Linked DNA regions of Mus musculus: region 2 is linked to region 1. The links are chromatin loops, found by intact Hi-C in ENCODE. Cell type or tissue: gastrocnemius. All regions are shown on one strand. Links, peaks and the distances in the headings refer to the core of each region. The heading gives the core; the rest is flanking DNA.

Evidence for each region. Hi-C counts contacts between places; a loop is a spot of excess contacts. Peaks named below come from ENCODE experiments on the same cell type or tissue, not always from the same donor. Only the 100,000 strongest peaks of a DNase experiment are listed, where the experiment ranks them.
Region 2: a loop joins it to region 1, with 7 times the contacts of the local background. A loop is called at or near these places in 33 of 42 quality-filtered maps.

Annotation. Positions count from the first base shown.
Region 1 is chr15:55,111,028-55,114,885 of GRCm38, forward strand. It overlaps Deptor (DEP domain containing MTOR-interacting protein), which reads left to right and starts at 1,290. Exons shown (of 9, transcript NM_145470.3): 1 at 1,290-1,592. The coding sequence starts at 1,471. Gm9920 (predicted gene 9920) reads right to left here and starts at 2,555. Exons shown (of 5, transcript NR_045093.1): 1 at 2,313-2,555; 2 at 1,316-1,569; 3 at 93-189. In gastrocnemius, for the core only: a CTCF peak has its summit at 2,200 (motif pointing right); DNase peaks (open chromatin) are centred at 1,336, 1,707 and 2,223; H3K4me3 peaks cover 2,500 bases; H3K27ac peaks cover 2,500 bases.
Region 2 is chr15:55,267,080-55,270,937 of GRCm38, forward strand. No RefSeq gene overlaps it. Among named protein-coding and RNA genes, the nearest start is that of Gm26296, 6.4 kb to the left of the region's middle. In gastrocnemius, for the core only: a CTCF peak has its summit at 1,725 (motif pointing left); a DNase peak (open chromatin) is centred at 1,711.

The sequences.
Region 1 (3,858 bases), core at 900-3,399:
TCAGGAATGTCAAGTAACATTCACAGCAGCATATGTTTTGTTATATACTGACACTTCCTGAAGATTGTGACAGTTATCGTAGACACAAGTACCTGTATCTTCCAAAAGGCAAATCCAAAGATACTTCAACAAATGTGTATGGCCGCGGAAGCCATGACTTCCCAGTCAAGCTATGTTGAAGTTTACAAACTAAAAACGAAGAGACACAGTGATGACTTTTAATGAACATGGTAGACCAGCTCGGCCATTCAAATATGTTTAACCTCCTCCTCTTTCTCCTCCTCCTCCTCACCCCCCCCTCCTCCTCTTCTTCTTTTAAAGATTTATTTATTTTATATGTGTGAGTACACTGTCGATGTGGCTGTCTTCAGACACACCAGAAGAGGGTATCAAATCCCATTACAGATGGTTGTGAGCCACCATGTGGTTACTGGGATTTGAACTCAGGACACCTGGAAGAGGAGTGAGTCAGTGCTCTTAACAGCTGAGCCATCTCTCCAGCCCCTAACCTGCTCTTCTAACGGTTTATTGTATTGCTTGCTTTTGTCAGTTAAGCTGTTTTTGGTTTTAGTTTGTTTTATGAGACAAGGTATCTTCTTATCCCAGTCTGGTCCAAACTCATGATCATCTTCTGAAGTTCTGGGAACATAAGTGTGTCGCCATGCCTGCCAAGATAGAGTTGTTTTAAAAACATAACCTAAAACTGAGAATGCTCTTGCCTGCTTGCCTGAGACAAGTTACCTCACCCCTCCGAGTTGCCTTCCCGACGTAAAAGGAATGATATGGGAAACACAAGAGGGTAGCAATTTATCTAAAACATCTTTAATGCAGCAGATGTGGACAAGTGATAGCTACAACTAGTGTAAAAAAGGGATTAAGAGCATTTAGGTAGGAAACCAAAGTAATGAAGCCAGGTTCTTAGTCTTTTTGAACCGCAGGGCAGGATCCTTTATTGACTCCACCATAGGGTAGTAGTAGATGGTCTATAGGGAAAGGGATCAGGTAGCCTGAAATGCCCTTCAGCAATATCCTCAACTGCTCCGTTTTTGAGTAATCTGTTCTCATTTTTATTCTCTACAACTCTAGTATGGAAAATGGAGAAAAACTGCAACATTCCCCAGCATGAGTTTGGGAGTGAAAAAGGAAATATAAAAGAGGAGCGAAAGGCTCAACCTCCTGCAAAAACTCAGGGCTCAGAGCTCCGCCCCGATGTTTTTATTTTTCTCCTTGTCCCCGCCCCCCGACCATGAGAGAGCCCAGGCCACGCCCCCAAGCCGAAGTTCCAGACCCGGACTCGCCGACTTCTCCTGCTTACCCGCAGGGATTCCCTCACCAGCCAATCGCGTCTGAGCCACGGCACCGCCCGGAACAAAGATGGCCGGGGCGGCCTCGGGGAGGGCACATTGATCCAAACGCCAGGCGCACCCGCCGGGACAGCAAAGGCAGAGTGGCAACCGCGCGGTCAGGAACATGGAAGAGGGCAGCAGCGGCGGCAGTGGTAGCAGCGACAGCAACGCCGGCGGGAGCGGCGGGGTGCAGCAGAGAGAGCTGGAACGCATGGCTGAAGTCCTAGTTACGGGAGAGCAGCTCCGGTAAGGAAAGGCACTCAGTAGATGGGCTCTCGATTGCCCTATGCCCGCCGCGGTCCGGAGCGCACACGCCATCTGGCTCGTGGCAGGCGTGTCGCGCGGGGCGTAGGGACAGTTGCGAGCGAGTGGGATGGTTGGGTCGCGCTGCACGGGTGCCTGGCTACTGCAGCCCGGAGGCTAGCAGCTTCAGCCAGGCTGCGGGGACCGATGCCGGGAACGCGCGGTGCAGGCTGCGCCCTAGCTGGACTGCTGCAGCCATGCGTCCCTCCGACTCGCCACCACTCAGTGCGTGCAAACCCCCTTGCCAGGTGTTCCTGATGACTGTCTAGTCTGCTCGCTCCAAAAAGAAGAGATTTCGGATGGGACCCCAGTCCCTGCGCTTCCAGATAGAAGGCTCCAGCACCCATGAGTGCCTTCGGTTCAGCTTTCCTTTTTTTCTAGCAAGACATGCTTCCCTCATTGGAGCTTCAGGTTACTTTTATGTAAAACCTGGAGCATATCTGCGAGTGCTTTGACGGGTTGCTTCTCTTCCAAAACCTTTCCCAGTTCTTTACCTATCCCTTGATTGGCACACTTGGTTTCAGGTGTCACTTGGGTCCGCAAGGGGGCGTGAAAGTACCTTGTTCAGTGCCCACGTTTGGGACCCCGGAGTTGGCCCACCGCCGCGCACTTTTCCTAGAATTACCACTTTCCCATCTCACAGATCCAGGAACAAGCACTTACCCCCAGGGCTCTTTTGACATTCCCATCGCTTCCTGTTCCTTTTTCTTGGGCATATGCTTAAGACTTGTGCTTCCGCAGCTGCCTTGATATTGGGGGTTGTAAATCAGATTGCCACTCCAAATGAATCCGGCTCTGCCAGAACTTGAACCGCGAGCCCAGTCCCACCTGAAAGAAGTGTGCTAGCTCCCTCTAGCTCTTGGCTTGATTTTTCCGGCTTATTTCGGTTTCTAGATGGCTGTTTCCAGACTGGAAGGAGAGTGTTACAGAGGTTCCTGGAGGTCTGGTAAAGCACTTGGCTTTGCAGTGTTCAGTTTGAGGAAGTAGCTGTTGGCAGTCAGGACGGTGGAGTCCAGTGTGACAGAAGGAAAATCACGCATTTCAGTTCCTCGTTAAATCTCAACTGTGTGGCCAAAATTGAAGGGAATTAAAAACCTGTTTTCCTTCATCAAGAGTATTTTGTAATGGAGATGACGTAAAGTTTTTCTGATTTAATTGGACTTTCTTAATAATTTATTGTTTTGTTCTTTACTATATTGCTGTTTGAAAAGGCTTTGCTTGGGTGAGATTCCTTGCTTTTTGTTTCTTTTACAAACATCATTAAGACCCCCAGTCACTTTCTCCTTCTCGATAACTGCTCCTGAAATGCACATTCTTCAGCCTCCCCTGAGCGCTCGCAGGCTTTCCCACCACAAATCTGCAGACCTGGGACTCGGGCTTGGTTTTCTATTCCTCCGCCATGTGGCCAAGTGTTACCGTGACTCTGTTTTGAGGAAGGCTTTGAACCTGACAGAATCCTGGCCTTGCCCTTGACTTGGCTAGTGTAGAGCCTGGGACAAAGATGAGTAACACTAACTTTTACCTGGTAGTGTTGTTATGAGGATTATGTGGCGTTAGTGCAGGCACCGGTGGGTGCTGCTACGCACTATATGATCACTAGCCAGGGTAGCCATGTTTGGACAAATTAATTTACTCGTCTGAGCTATTTCCTCATCTGTAAAGTGGTCATGAAGATGAGAGTATTTCATGGGGTGCTTCTGAGATTCTGACTTCTGGGCTTCCTGTGTTAGTTAGCAATCCCCAAGGGCCTGCAGGAGTTAATTGGTGTCCCTGCTCTCTCTGCACCACCACTTTTGACACAGCCCCTCTGGTAAGATGTGTCCAGAGGGCCTGTGTGTTTGTGAAGGACGGAGGATGTCGGTCCAGGCTACTCAGGTTTTCCTTCCCTCTGCCACCACCACTTGTGGCTTCCAGCTTCTGCCATGTGTTCCTTCTGCGACTTTGGAACAATTGACTTGCTCTTTTGCCTCAGTTTCCTTTTTATAGAAGGGAGAATTAAAAGACAATTGGCTTACCATTTTGGGAGGGCTGAGATGTCACAACCAAATTTGAATTTGAGGGTATGCACCTGCAACCCCAGCACTTGGGAGGTGGGGACTGGAGAACTACAAGTTTGTGGTTAGCCTGCCCTACGTAGTAAGTACTAGGCTAGCAAAGCCCTGCCTTTAAAAACAAACAAACAAACAAACAAACAACTCAGAGCAAATAT
Region 2 (3,858 bases), core at 645-3,144, 160 kb after region 1:
CACCAGTGGAGAAATAACCTATCAGCCAATAGAAACCAAACCTAGTGACACCCACCTAACACTCAGGAAGCTGAGGGAGGAGGCTCAGGAATTTGAGAGCAGCCTGGGACACATAGCCAGCCGCTGCCAATAAAAAGAAAAGAATGACTGCTCTTCCAGAGGTCCTGAGTCCAAATCCCAGCAACCACATGGTGGCTCACAACCATCGGTAATGGGATCTGACGCCCTCTTCTGGTGTACCTGAAGACTGCAACAGCTTACTCACATATATAAAATAAATACATCTTAAAACCAAAACCAAAACAACACAAAACAAAAACAAGAAAAAGAAAAGAAAAAAGAAGAACCGAGCAGTAGTAGGTAAATGCTGGGGCAGTGGGTATAGTTCAGTGCTAGGAAACTTGTTCAGCTTGCACAGGGCCTCAAGCCCCACACTTGCACATGAAATAACATAGAGTATTTATTGCAGTCTAAATATATGCTTTGCTAAATGTTTTCTATGGAAGGTTTACAACAATTCCATTATAAGTACTCATAAAATTCCCAGTTTATGGGCAAGGGCCAAGAGCACAAGGTCATGGTATGCACTTAATGGGGAAGAAAAATCTAGAATAAGACTTGTTCCTGGAGAGCAAAACACGTTTTAAATTTTTAAATTTATGTTTTAGAGACAGGGTCTTACTGACCCTACACTGTCTATAAACTCATCCCTCCTGCCTCAGCCTCCTGACAGCTGGGATTATAGGGGTGGGTCGCTACCTACCCACAATGCTGCTGTTTCTGATCCCTGGCTCCTCCTCCCCACCCTCTGGAGTCTGAATTTTATAGGGAAGAGCCGCTAGGGAAAAGTCAGCCCTGCCCCTGGGCTGGAAAGTTCAAGATTGGTGTGCAGGGGATGCCTCTTAAAGACCAAGGGAGGCTGGGTGAACCTGGAGGCCAGGTCTGCTTTGATATGTAAATATACTCCTTAGTTCCAAGTCCTGGGTCTGAAACCAAGCTGGTGGGAAACAAACAAACAAACAAACAAACAAGGAAACCTTGAAGTACCAGACAGTTCAGCTACCTTCTCCTTCCTCAATTAGGCAACTGCAGGAGAAAGACAAAGAGACTCAGCGCCCTCCCAACTCTTTGGGATCCTGAATGAGAAGAGATTAGAGTTTAGACAGCTGGCCATTGTCATGCACATCTAAGCAGTAACAGTGGATGCATAGCCCCGCCCACCCAGAATAGTCTGGGCTTCACTGTCGTCCTGTAAGCTATGGGAAATCTTTGGGGAGGGAGACAAATTCTCACGTCTGGCTCCCCTGGAGCTGTTTCCTCCTTCCAGTATGAGATTCCTAGGGTGATTTCTATTTCTTGGGGATCTATGGTTTGAATAGCCTAACTGACACATTGAGAGACCTAAGAGTCTCTTTAAAACATATTTATTTTTTCTAGCCTCCTTACAAAGCTTCAGTTTAGGAAATGAATCAAGGAAATGGCTAAACCCCAGCTTACAGTGGCCACATGATAGAGGTTTGTTCAATAAAGTATATCACACACACACACACACACACACACGTTTGCTCCAAGTTTGTAGCAGTCTGTAGCCTCGGAGGTTTTGCCGCCGATGCTGTTTCTGGCTCTCCTCTATGAGAGTTCCCTTTGAGTCATTCCTGGAGGCAGACTCCTGTGTCTCTAATTTCCTCAGAGCCTCCTGAAGGCACCAGCAAGGTCAAGGCTGACATCTGGTGGTGCAACTGGGACCTTGGTGGTCAGAGAAAAATCAAGTTGAGCTCATAACAAAAATACAGAGGTAAAGGGCAAAGTGATTTGTTGAAACCGGACACTTGATCCTCGAACCGGAATAGAAAGAGAGGCAAACCCTGAGGCTGCTAGAGCTTTTCCATGGAACACAGCAGCAGCCACTACTCTTGCTGAGGGTTTATGCGCATCATTGTTGTATTTGCCTCATGAGTGTGATCCAAAGAAACCTAAGGCCTCTCTCAGCAATACTTCAGCTCAATCTTACCTCTGTCTTCATCTCTACCTGCTTTGTGATTCCCCCTCCCCCCTCCCCCCAACCAGGTACAACTGTTCTGGTAAAAGCAAAAGTCTGTGTTAAAACAGGTCAGAGGGAAGCTGGGAGAGATGGCTCAGCGGTTAAGAGCACTGACTGCTCTTCCAGAGGTCCTGAGTTCAATTCCCAGCAACCACATGGTGGCTCACAACCATCTGTAATGGGATCTGATGCCCTCTTCTGGTGTGTCTAAAGATAGCTACAGTGCACTTTAAAACAAACAAATAAACAAACATGACAGAGAGGTTGACAACATCAAGGAAGGCTTGCAACCACATGGTGGCTCACAACCATCCGTACCGAAATCTGATGCCCTCTTCTGGAGTGTCTGAAGACAGCTACAGTGTACTTACATATAATAAATAAATACATCTTTTAAAAAATGGGAAAAAAATAAAAAGAAGACAAGGCACTTTTCATTTAGGCTGGCGGTGAGAGTTGCCACTGCCCTTTCATTCCTGACAAATTCTTGATTCTTGAGTTGGCCTTACTTTGTGTACATAAAATCAAAGTCACAAAGAAGAATGCCTTGGTTTTCATCTAGATAAAGTGTGTTGATGGACTTCTGAACATTTATTTTATGAATTATGGCAAAGTTGTATCAAGAAAAAAAAAGTTGTAGGTGTGGTAGCCCATGCCTTTAATTACAGCACTGGGGAGGCAGAGGCAGGTGGCCGCTGTGAGCTCTAGGCCAGCCTGGTCTACATCGCAAGTTCTAGGACTGCCAGGGTTACATAGACACTGTCCCACCCCCACCCATCGCCCCCTAAAAAAAAATTAAAAATTAAAAAAAAAAAAGGAAAAAGAGGCTCTAAAAGAAGTCTTTGATTATTAGAAACCCTCAGTGTCTTTGCACACCAACATCCTCAACTCAACACAATGCATGCAGTTGTTAGAGGATTCCCTGACGCCAGTTGTGACTCTATGACAGGGTCACAGGAATGTACACATTGTCAGTCAGTTTCAACCATGTGCTAAAGTGCCCTCCTCACTCTTTGGAAATATCTCTAAGCACATCAACTTCACCACGAGTGACTCGGGATGACGTAAACTTCTTAAAATGAAAGCAAGTCAGTCCAGAAACAAAGCACACATTGGTTTGTCCAGCAGGCTTTCTGGGGTCAGACAATGGAAGGGCTCTGTAGGAACAGAGGCCACAGCTTGTATGAACAGAGACTGCCCCTCATGGGCCTGACGGAATCTCGTCTTGCTCCTAACCCTGACGCCCCAGGGGAAATTTTACTACAAGATGAAAACAGATTCCTACAGCTTCTTCAATAAGAGCCTTTTTGGTGGGACATTTCTTCCCTTCTTTCTCTGAAAAGAAGCTCTCTTGTACATCCTTTGACTAGATGAAAAACAGAACCAGATTCAAAGGTGGCATGGCTTTCTGTGCAGTGTCAATATTCGCAGCTCCTCATGGTGGGCTACTCACTCCCTGACCTTGGATCAATGCAACCGTGCCATGGTGTATGAAGCTTACGCAAGTTCCCCTAAGGTGCCATCCACTGGAGTCCTACCTGCCCACATTACAAAGGTTTACACCCAAATCCACTGGGGAATCGGGACTGTGGTGCTCTTTCTTGGCCAGGTGTCACTGGATTCTCAGTCTTACAGAGCGACATGTGGAGAAGCTGTATCAAGAGTCCCCATCACAATGATGGAGAGAACTTGGTGGGAGCATTTATCCACATGAGTGGTTTGAAAACAAATTCATGCAGACTGGAAATTAGAATGCAAGACTATTTCCCTTTCCTTCTCCCTGCCTCTTGTTGTCCTTGACCACCAACTGACTTTGT